Regions from separate parts of the Homo sapiens genome. Here region 2 is linked to region 1. A link is a contact called in ENCODE Hi-C or POLR2A ChIA-PET data. All regions are on one chromosome and are shown on one strand. The core of a region is the stretch at or near the end of the contact, and the rest is flanking DNA. Distances in the headings are between cores, read along the strand shown.

Region 1 (3,882 bases), core at 845-3,344:
AGTTTCTCCAGCCCCCAAGCTCCTTCCCTCCTCAGGCCTTTGCATATGCTGACCCCTCTGGGAACCTGAATGGTGAAAATACAGCAGCCCTGTGAAGACTGGGAGGAGGGCATTGGGAGGGAGGGAAGTTCCAAGCAGAAAAGCCACCAAAGGCCCTGGGCCAGGCCAAGATTTGGGATAGTCAAGTCCCAGAGAGAAGGCAACTGTGGCTGCCACGCAGTGAGAAGGGAGGAGAAGTAGGAGAAGACGCTTGAGGGCAAGGGAGGGGCCACACACTGCCTAAGTCCTGCCAGCTACGGTCAGGGGTTTGAAGTTTATTCCAATGGGCAACTTTAAAAAAAATTTTTTTTTGAATAGGGTCTCGCTCTGTCACCCAGGCTGGAGTACAGTGGTGCGATCACAGCTCACTGCAGCTTCAACCTCTTGATCTCTTAAGCAATCGTCCCACCTCAGTCTCCCCCTGCCCCACCTCCGCACTACCCCGCCCTGCCATCGGATAGCTGGGACCACAGACTCACACCACCATGAGTGAAGCCAAAAAATACAAACATACTTTTTGTATTTTTTTGTAGAGACAGAGGTCTCTCTATGTTGCCCAGGCTGGTCTCGAACTCCTGGGCTCAATCGATCTTCCCTCCCACCTTGGCCTCCCAAAGTGCTGGTATTACAGGAGTGAGACATGGCGCCCAGCCCATTGGAGGATTTTTTTTTTGAGACGGAGTCTCGCTGTGTCACCCAGGCTGGAGTGCAGTGGCACGATCTCAGCTCACTGCAACCTCTGCCTCATTGGAGGATTTTAAGCACGGGAATAACAAGTCTTGTTTGCGCTTTAGAAAGATCTCCCTAAGTGCAGTGTGTGGGATAAACTGCAGGGGGTGAGATGGAGACAAGCCTGGAGGCAGAAATCAGGTAGTTCATTAGGATAGGCTGGGCTAGGGATGAAGGTGGCTTGGTCGAGGGCTGTAACCGTGAAATGGGAATAAGTGGGCCTAGGTCTATTTTGCAGGCAGCGCTGTCAGGATGATGGAGTGAGGGAAAAAGAAATCACAATAATTTCTTAGTGTTTTAGCCTACACAGCTGGGCGAATGGGGAGCGACATCTATTTATGATAGGAGACCTTGGGAAGGACTGGATTTGAGGGGGTGGTGGAGGGAAATTCGAGCCTGCTTTTGGCTGGGAGATGCTCATTAGGCATCCAAGAGGAGGCGTGAGGTAGTTAAATATGTGAATCTGAGTCCCAGGGAGAAGTCTCGGCGGGAGATTAAGTCTTGAGATTCATCAGACCAGAGATGGTCTGTGAAGCCGCAGATCAGGATGACAGCCACTATGGGAATGAACAAAGATGAAGACCGGAGACCCCAAGACAGACCTCCGGGGCAGCCATCACTGAGAGAGGGCGGAGGAGGAGGGGGAAGTGAAGGCTCCTGAGGAGAAGGCCATGTGGAGGAGGGAAACCAGGGGAAGGTGGAGTCGGAGACATTGGAAGAACAGGTAAGGAGGCCATGGCCAAGCGTGTCAAATGCCACTGAGAGATAGGCAGGGGAAGGGACCTTTGGCCTTGGTGACATGTAGGTCACTGATGATCTGGACTAGAGTCATCTCCTGTAACGGTGGGGACAAACGGCTGCTTGGAGCAGCACAGAATGAAAGTGGGGAGGGGGGAGGTGGAACAGCAGATGCCAGAAGGGCTGGGGGCCTCCAGGGAGAGTTTCTAAAGGAGGAAGGGTGGGCATGTTATAAGCGGATGATAATGATCCGGGAAGGGGAGAAAGGCTCTGCAGAGACAACTGCAGGGCCAGGCCCTAAGGAGCAGGAGGGCTGGGGCCCAGTGCAGGCTGGAGGAGCACGATGCAGCTTCCACTGTGCTCTGGCGGGGGAAGGGGGCACGCGTGGATACTGGGTGGCAAGTGTGGGGCATGGAGGTGAGGTGTGCTGGTGTGGGTGCATCCTTTCTTTCTCTGAAGCGTGTGGTGGCATTGCCAGCTGAAATTGAGGTTGGGGGTGTGGGAGATTTGAAATGAGTCATTTCAAGAGCGGGGAAGTGAAGCTGTGAAAGCACATTGGAGGAACCGAGGGCCTGCGCGAAACGTGTGGTTTTGATTTGGAAATGAGTCTAGTCACACAGGGGTGCTGGTTCTTGAGCCATAGTTGGATCCAACTGGAGTTTGGAGTTTGGAGTTTCTCTGGGTGAGCACAGTGAATGGGGAAAAGGGGTAAAGGATGCAGGGTAGTGACTGTAAGGATGGTTTAAGGACATGGTGATGGCGCTGCCAACAGGCAAAGACTGCTGGTTCAGAGGGCTGGGTGGGCTCAGAGAATTGCTGGCATGGTGTGGTGGTGACATAGGACCTACCTGAGCTGGAAGTACAGGAGGTGATGTTCAGAGTGGGAGGCTTGAGGTGATCAGAGCTGACAAGATAAGGTATGTCCACTTGAGACTGTGGCCAAGGTAGAGTGGAGGAAAGCCTGTTGGTGTTAAGGAGCTTCTCTGAATATTCTTACTTGGCCCTTCCCAACTTTGTTTTTTGTTTGTTTGTTTATTTGTTTTGAGACGGAGTCTCGCTCTGTCACCCAGGCTGGAGTACAGTGGCGTGATCTCAGCTCACTGCAACCTCCGCCACCCAGGTTCAAGCGATTCTCGTGCCTTACCCTCCCAAGTAGCTGGGATTACAGGTGCCCACCACCACGCCCAGCTAATTTTTGTGCTTTTAGTAGACAGGATTTCACCATGTTGGCCAGGCTGGTCTCGAATTCCTGACCTCAAGTGATTTACCCACCTCAGCCTCTCAAAGTGCTGGGATTACAGGCATGAGCTACCGTGTTGGGCCCCTTCCCAACTTTGGATTCAGAGCTACGTCCTACCAGAGCCAGAAGGGGCCACGCTCTTCACTGTACAGATGGGCACACCAACGCCTGGAGATGTTGGATGCAGAAGGCGAAATGTCAGAAGCTGGAGTCCTGCATCTCAGCTGGAAGGTGAGGTAAGATTCCTGCTGGTGTTTATCCCTCTCCTCACTTCCCTCAGCAGCAGCCCCTTTCTCCTCCCCTCCTGCATCCCTGGAGCAAGTGCCTTAAGGCCTTCCTGCTTCAACATGCCCCCCACCCTACAGCCTTTCCTGCATTTCCCTGTCCTCTGGGGAGTCCCTGCAGATAGAAATTCAACTGCACAGCCACGAGGAACATCTCCTTGATGTTAACTAGACTGTGTTTCTTTACAAATATCTGGTGGCAGATCTCTTCATTCATTCATTCATTCATTCATTCATGCACCCATTTAATCTTCATTCATTCATTCCATCTTTCATTATTCACTCATTGGGTTTGAGCAACTAAACCAGCCACGAGGGATGAAATTCTCCGTCACTGTGAAACTGCTCATTCACCCAACTAGCCAGCTCACTGTTTCTGTCATTCATTATACACCTCATAAGTCCTGCATAGGTCTGAGATGTGGGCTTCATGTATGTCTGGCAGGCATCCAGGCTTTCCCATCATGTGTCTGTCCCCTGGGTCACATCCATGTCAGGTGGGTACCACAGTCTAAAGTCCTTGTATTCTCTTCCACATACCAGGGCTGATAATTTATCAGTTGCCATTGATCAAAGTTCACAAGGCAAATCTTCATAAACTTCTAAAGCTGCCTACAGTTTCCCGTAAACAAATCTCTAAATTTACAAAAGCAATGCTTGCTGATTGTAAAAAACACACAGTGCCAAAGCATACAAAGGAAGAAGACCCGCTTGCAATTTGCTACCTACATCCCACTCTTGGGGCCAACAACTATTGGAAGTGTGGTGAGTGATTGACTTACATCCTTCTAGATCTTATCTACATATTTGCAAAGAAAAAATATACATATATAAAATAAAATATGTGTGGGT
Region 2 (3,882 bases), core at 1-2,500, 230 kb before region 1:
CGCAGTGGTCCATGCCTGGAATCCTAGCAGTCTGTGAGGCCGAGGCAGGAGGATCGCTTGAGGCCAAGAATTTGACACTAGCTGGGGCAACACAGCGAGAGCCCTGTTTACAAACACACACACACACACACACACACACACACACACACACAGAAAAAAAAAGCTAAAAATTAAATTTAAAAATAAATAAATGGAAACAGCCAAAAAAGATCAAAAGGGGGTGGGTTGCAAGTGAGAACATGTCCATGGAAGTCAGTCCGCTATCAGACGCCCTGTGGCTCTCCCAGGTGCAACCAGAAGAAAGCTGTAGAGGGTAGGAAGCAGTCATATCTAGCGATTCTTTCCAGGCTAAAGGAGCTGGATAAGTGTCATCCAGCTGGAAAGTGCACGTGGTAGGAAAAGGCAGTCAAAAAGAGAACTAGCCAAGCAAGGCCTTTCTTCTGGGTTTTTCCAGCAGGAATCCTAAGTGACGCCTGCCCCGCTCCCCGACCCTCCTCTACCAAATAATCCCATCAAGGTGGCTGGTTTCAACACTTCATTCTTTCCTCTTCCCAAGGACCCCAATTCCTGGCCCTTCTACCCTTAAACTCTTTCCTGGCTCTTCTGCACTTCATCCAGTCCGGGGATCCTGCCTCCTGCATGCCACCCTAAGATGTGGTTAGAGGTAGCGCAAGGCCATCTCCCCAGCCAGTGGTCCCTGAGGCCCCTCTGTCAGTCTCCCACTTCCTATGTCCCCATCCCCAAGGCCCAGTGCGCTGTAGGCTCTTCCTGCCTTGCCCCCCATCCCTAAGGGTCCTATGCCCAGTACCCCACTTCCCCGTGATCTTTCCTCCATCCCTGGTGCCATCCCCATCCTCCAGGCCCCGTGTCCTGAACTCTTTCCGGGGACCGCTTCCCCTCTCGGGTTCTCCCGAGCGCCCAAGGCAGCCAGCGCCAACCTTTGACATTCTCTGAGGCCTCTAATAATCTGGTCGGAGTTATTCTGAGGCGGGAATCCTTCTTTAGAGACTTCATGGTGCCGCCCGGCACCATGAAACGTTGCCCTGCACCGCCGGCCCAGAGACACCGAGGCTGCGCCGCACCCGCCAGCCAACGGCCGCCACTGCGTCCACAGCAACCGGTGCCCCGCGCGGGGGCGCGCATCCACCGATCAACTTGGGCGGAGACGGCTTGGAAACCTCCTTCTTCATCGGGCCGCGCACGCGCCCGCCGCCGGCGGCTTCAAGAGCGACGGACCCCTAGAAAGCCCTGCGGGCCCGGCCTGTGACGCCACAGGCGGCGCCGACGAGCGCCGTGACGTCACCAGCCGGGCGGGGCGGGGCGGGGGACCCGGGCGAGGACCCCCGCGAGTTGCGGGAGCCGAGGGCTGGGTGGGAGTGGCTGGCTGGTAGGGGTGCATGACCCGCCTCGCCCCGCCCTGCTGCTAGGCCACGGGGGGCGGGTGGGGCGTCGGGGGTGCCAGCCCCTGCTTCCCGCCTTCCTCGACTAAGGCCACATCCTGTCGAGGGACCTCCCTCTGCCCCCCTCACAGCGGTTCTGGGGGGGGATCGGGCCTTTCAGGACGTGCTGAAACCCCTTCGTGGCGTACCGTAGGTTTTAGGTGTCCCTGCCTGCCGTCCCCAACTCGCACCAACGCGCCTGGAGACCTCCCGGGTCCACGCTCGCTGCAGCCACTTTGGCCTTTCATCACTTCCCAAACCAGCCAAAACTTTTGCCCTGACTTGGGGCATTCTCACAGTCCTTGGAGATGCTGCCTCTGATTATTTTAAGTTTATAAACGCACCCGCTTTTTTCGCCTTCCCCTGGAGCCCTGAGGCATTCTGGGATTATTTCGGTTTTTTGTGTAGTTGCCTATTGTCAAACTGGCTCTCAGAATGTATGAGAGCAGGAGCTGCCTCAGGCCCTGCCCCCAACCCAAAGTTTAGCACTAGTAGTCAGGCAGTAAATTGTACCTCAAATAGTGAAGGGGTTCTAGAGCCAGACAATTGGGTTCTAATCCCAGCTATGTCGGCTTGTTAGCTGTGTGTTCTTGAGCCAATGCCTTGACCTAGAGAGCCGGTTTTCTCTGCTGGGCACAGTGGTTCAGGCCTACAATCCTAGTGCTTTAGAAGGCTGAGGCAGGAGGATTGGTTGAGGCCAGGAGTTCAAAATTGACCTGAGCAACGTAGGGAGACTCCATTCTAAAAAAAAAAAAAAATTTTTTTTTTTTTTTTTTTGAGACGGAGTCTTGCTCTGTGCCCAAGCTGGAGTGTAGTGGTGCCATCTCGGCTCACTGCAACCTCTGCCTCCCAGGTTCAAGCGATTCTCCTGCCTCAGCCTCCTGAGTAGCTGGGATTACAGACGAGTGCCACCATGCCTGGCTAAGTTTTGTATTTTTAGTAGAGATGGGGTTTCACCAGTTGGTCAGGCTGGTCTCGAACTCCTGACCTCGTGATCTGCCCGCCTCGGCCTCCCAAAGTGCTAGGATTACAGGCGTGAGCCACCGTGCCTAGCCTAAAAAAATTTTTTTTTAATTAGCTGGCTTTGGTGGCCCACACCTGTAGTCTTAGCTACTCTGGAGGCTAAGGCAGGAAGATTGCTTGAGCCCAGGAGGTCCAGGCTGCAGTGAGCTCTGATTGCACCACTGTACTCCAGCCTGGGCAACAAAGTGAGATCCCCATCTCATACATCCATACATACATATATACATACATAAAATGGAGGTCATAATGCTGCTCTCACAAGGCCACTGCCAGGGTTAAATGAATATGTATGTATTTCTTTTTCTTAGCGAGTATCTCACTCTGTTGCCCAGGTTGGAGTGCAGTGGCACAATCATAGCTCACTGCAGCTTCAAACTCCTGAGCTTAAATGATCCTGCTGCCTTAGCCTTCCGAGTAGCTGGGACTACAGGCATGTGCCACTGCACCCAGCTAATTATTAAATTTTTTGTAGAGACAGGGTCTTGCTATGTTGTTCAGGCTGGTCTTGAACTCGTGGGCTTAAGCGATCCTCCCGCCTTGGCCTCTCAAAGTGTTGGGATTACAAGCATGAGCCACCTCACCTGGCCTGAGTGTGCATTTAAACTACGAAACAGGGTGCCCTCCATAAACTGTAGTATCTTCTCAGTCAATTCTCAAAATCATGCTGGGGTTGAAGGGAGGGGACACATTATAAGCCCATTTTACAAACGGAGAAACTGAGCTCCAGAGAGAAGGGTGTAATGTCACCTGACTAGCGGGAAGCACAAATTGAACCTGGTTTTCTAAAGTCCAAGGCCAGGGCTCTTTGAACCCTGTCTCCTGGGACATTTCTGAGTTTGCAAGAGCTGCCCCAGACAGCGGAGGAGCTAGAGACGATGCCAGCAGTGCTGGTGAATCCCTGAGTTCCCTGTGTGTTGCCCGTTGCTGGGTCCTGCTCCAGGGCCATGGCCCCTTCTTCACACTGCTCTAGACCTTGCTCTCCTTATGACTGAGGCATCCTCCACGGACAGCCCCTCTCCTGCTCTCCGAGGCCCAGGCTCTGGCTTCCCTCTACCCTCTAGAGAATCCCCAGTTCCGTTTACTTCGCGACTGAGCACTTATGATCCAGCAGGCTAGGTGCTGTGCCATGTGGGTCCTCCAGGAAGCAAGCACTGAGATGAACATAGGACCGCAAGAGGTTTATTGCGGAGAGAGGGGGTAGTGGCAAGGCCGGTGAGGGAGAGGAAGCAGGAAAGGGCTGGGAGAGCCTCAGACTGTGCTGCAGATCTAACAAAGTCTTGGCCAACCCAGCATGTCCTCTGGGCAAAGAATGTTTGTTAGAAGTTGTCAGCTAACTGCCCTCCTTGAGGGTGAATGGCAAGTTCTTTCTTGAAGGGAGACAGGAATGGCTCACCTCCGTGGCTGTCCCAGAAGCTCTGTA

Evidence for each region. A loop is a pair of places that touch in the nucleus more often than their neighbours do. ChIA-PET counts read pairs that join two places held with the same protein, here RNA polymerase II (POLR2A). Pooled maps may share reads with other maps.
Region 2: a loop to region 1 is called in a pooled map, with 2.5 times the contacts of the local background. The contact joins the promoter of MYCBPAP here to the enhancer-like site in region 1. A Hi-C loop is called at or near these places in 1 of 50 pooled maps. POLR2A ChIA-PET finds 5 or more read pairs at or near these places in 3 of 52 experiments (GM12878, HEK293 and Panc1).

The regions. Positions count from the first base shown.
Region 1 is chr17:50,281,568-50,285,449 of GRCh38, reverse strand. It overlaps TMEM92-AS1 (TMEM92 antisense RNA 1), which reads left to right. Exons shown (of 4, transcript NR_125805.1): 2 at 1,243-1,492; 3 at 2,899-2,982; 4 at 3,574-3,871. Among named protein-coding and RNA genes, the nearest start is that of TMEM92-AS1, 4.3 kb to the left of the region's middle. RefSeq lists a silencer at 1,759-1,808. Within about 2 kb of position 2,094, at least 2 of the 41 ENCODE cell types and tissues checked have a DNase peak (open chromatin) inside an H3K27ac peak, as active enhancers do.
Region 2 is chr17:50,505,807-50,509,688 of GRCh38, reverse strand. It overlaps MYCBPAP (MYCBP associated protein), which reads right to left and starts at 1,250. Exons shown (of 19, transcript NM_032133.6): 1 at 939-1,250. The coding sequence starts at 1,014. RefSeq lists enhancers at 1,025-1,154, 1,175-1,234 and a silencer at 1,255-1,544.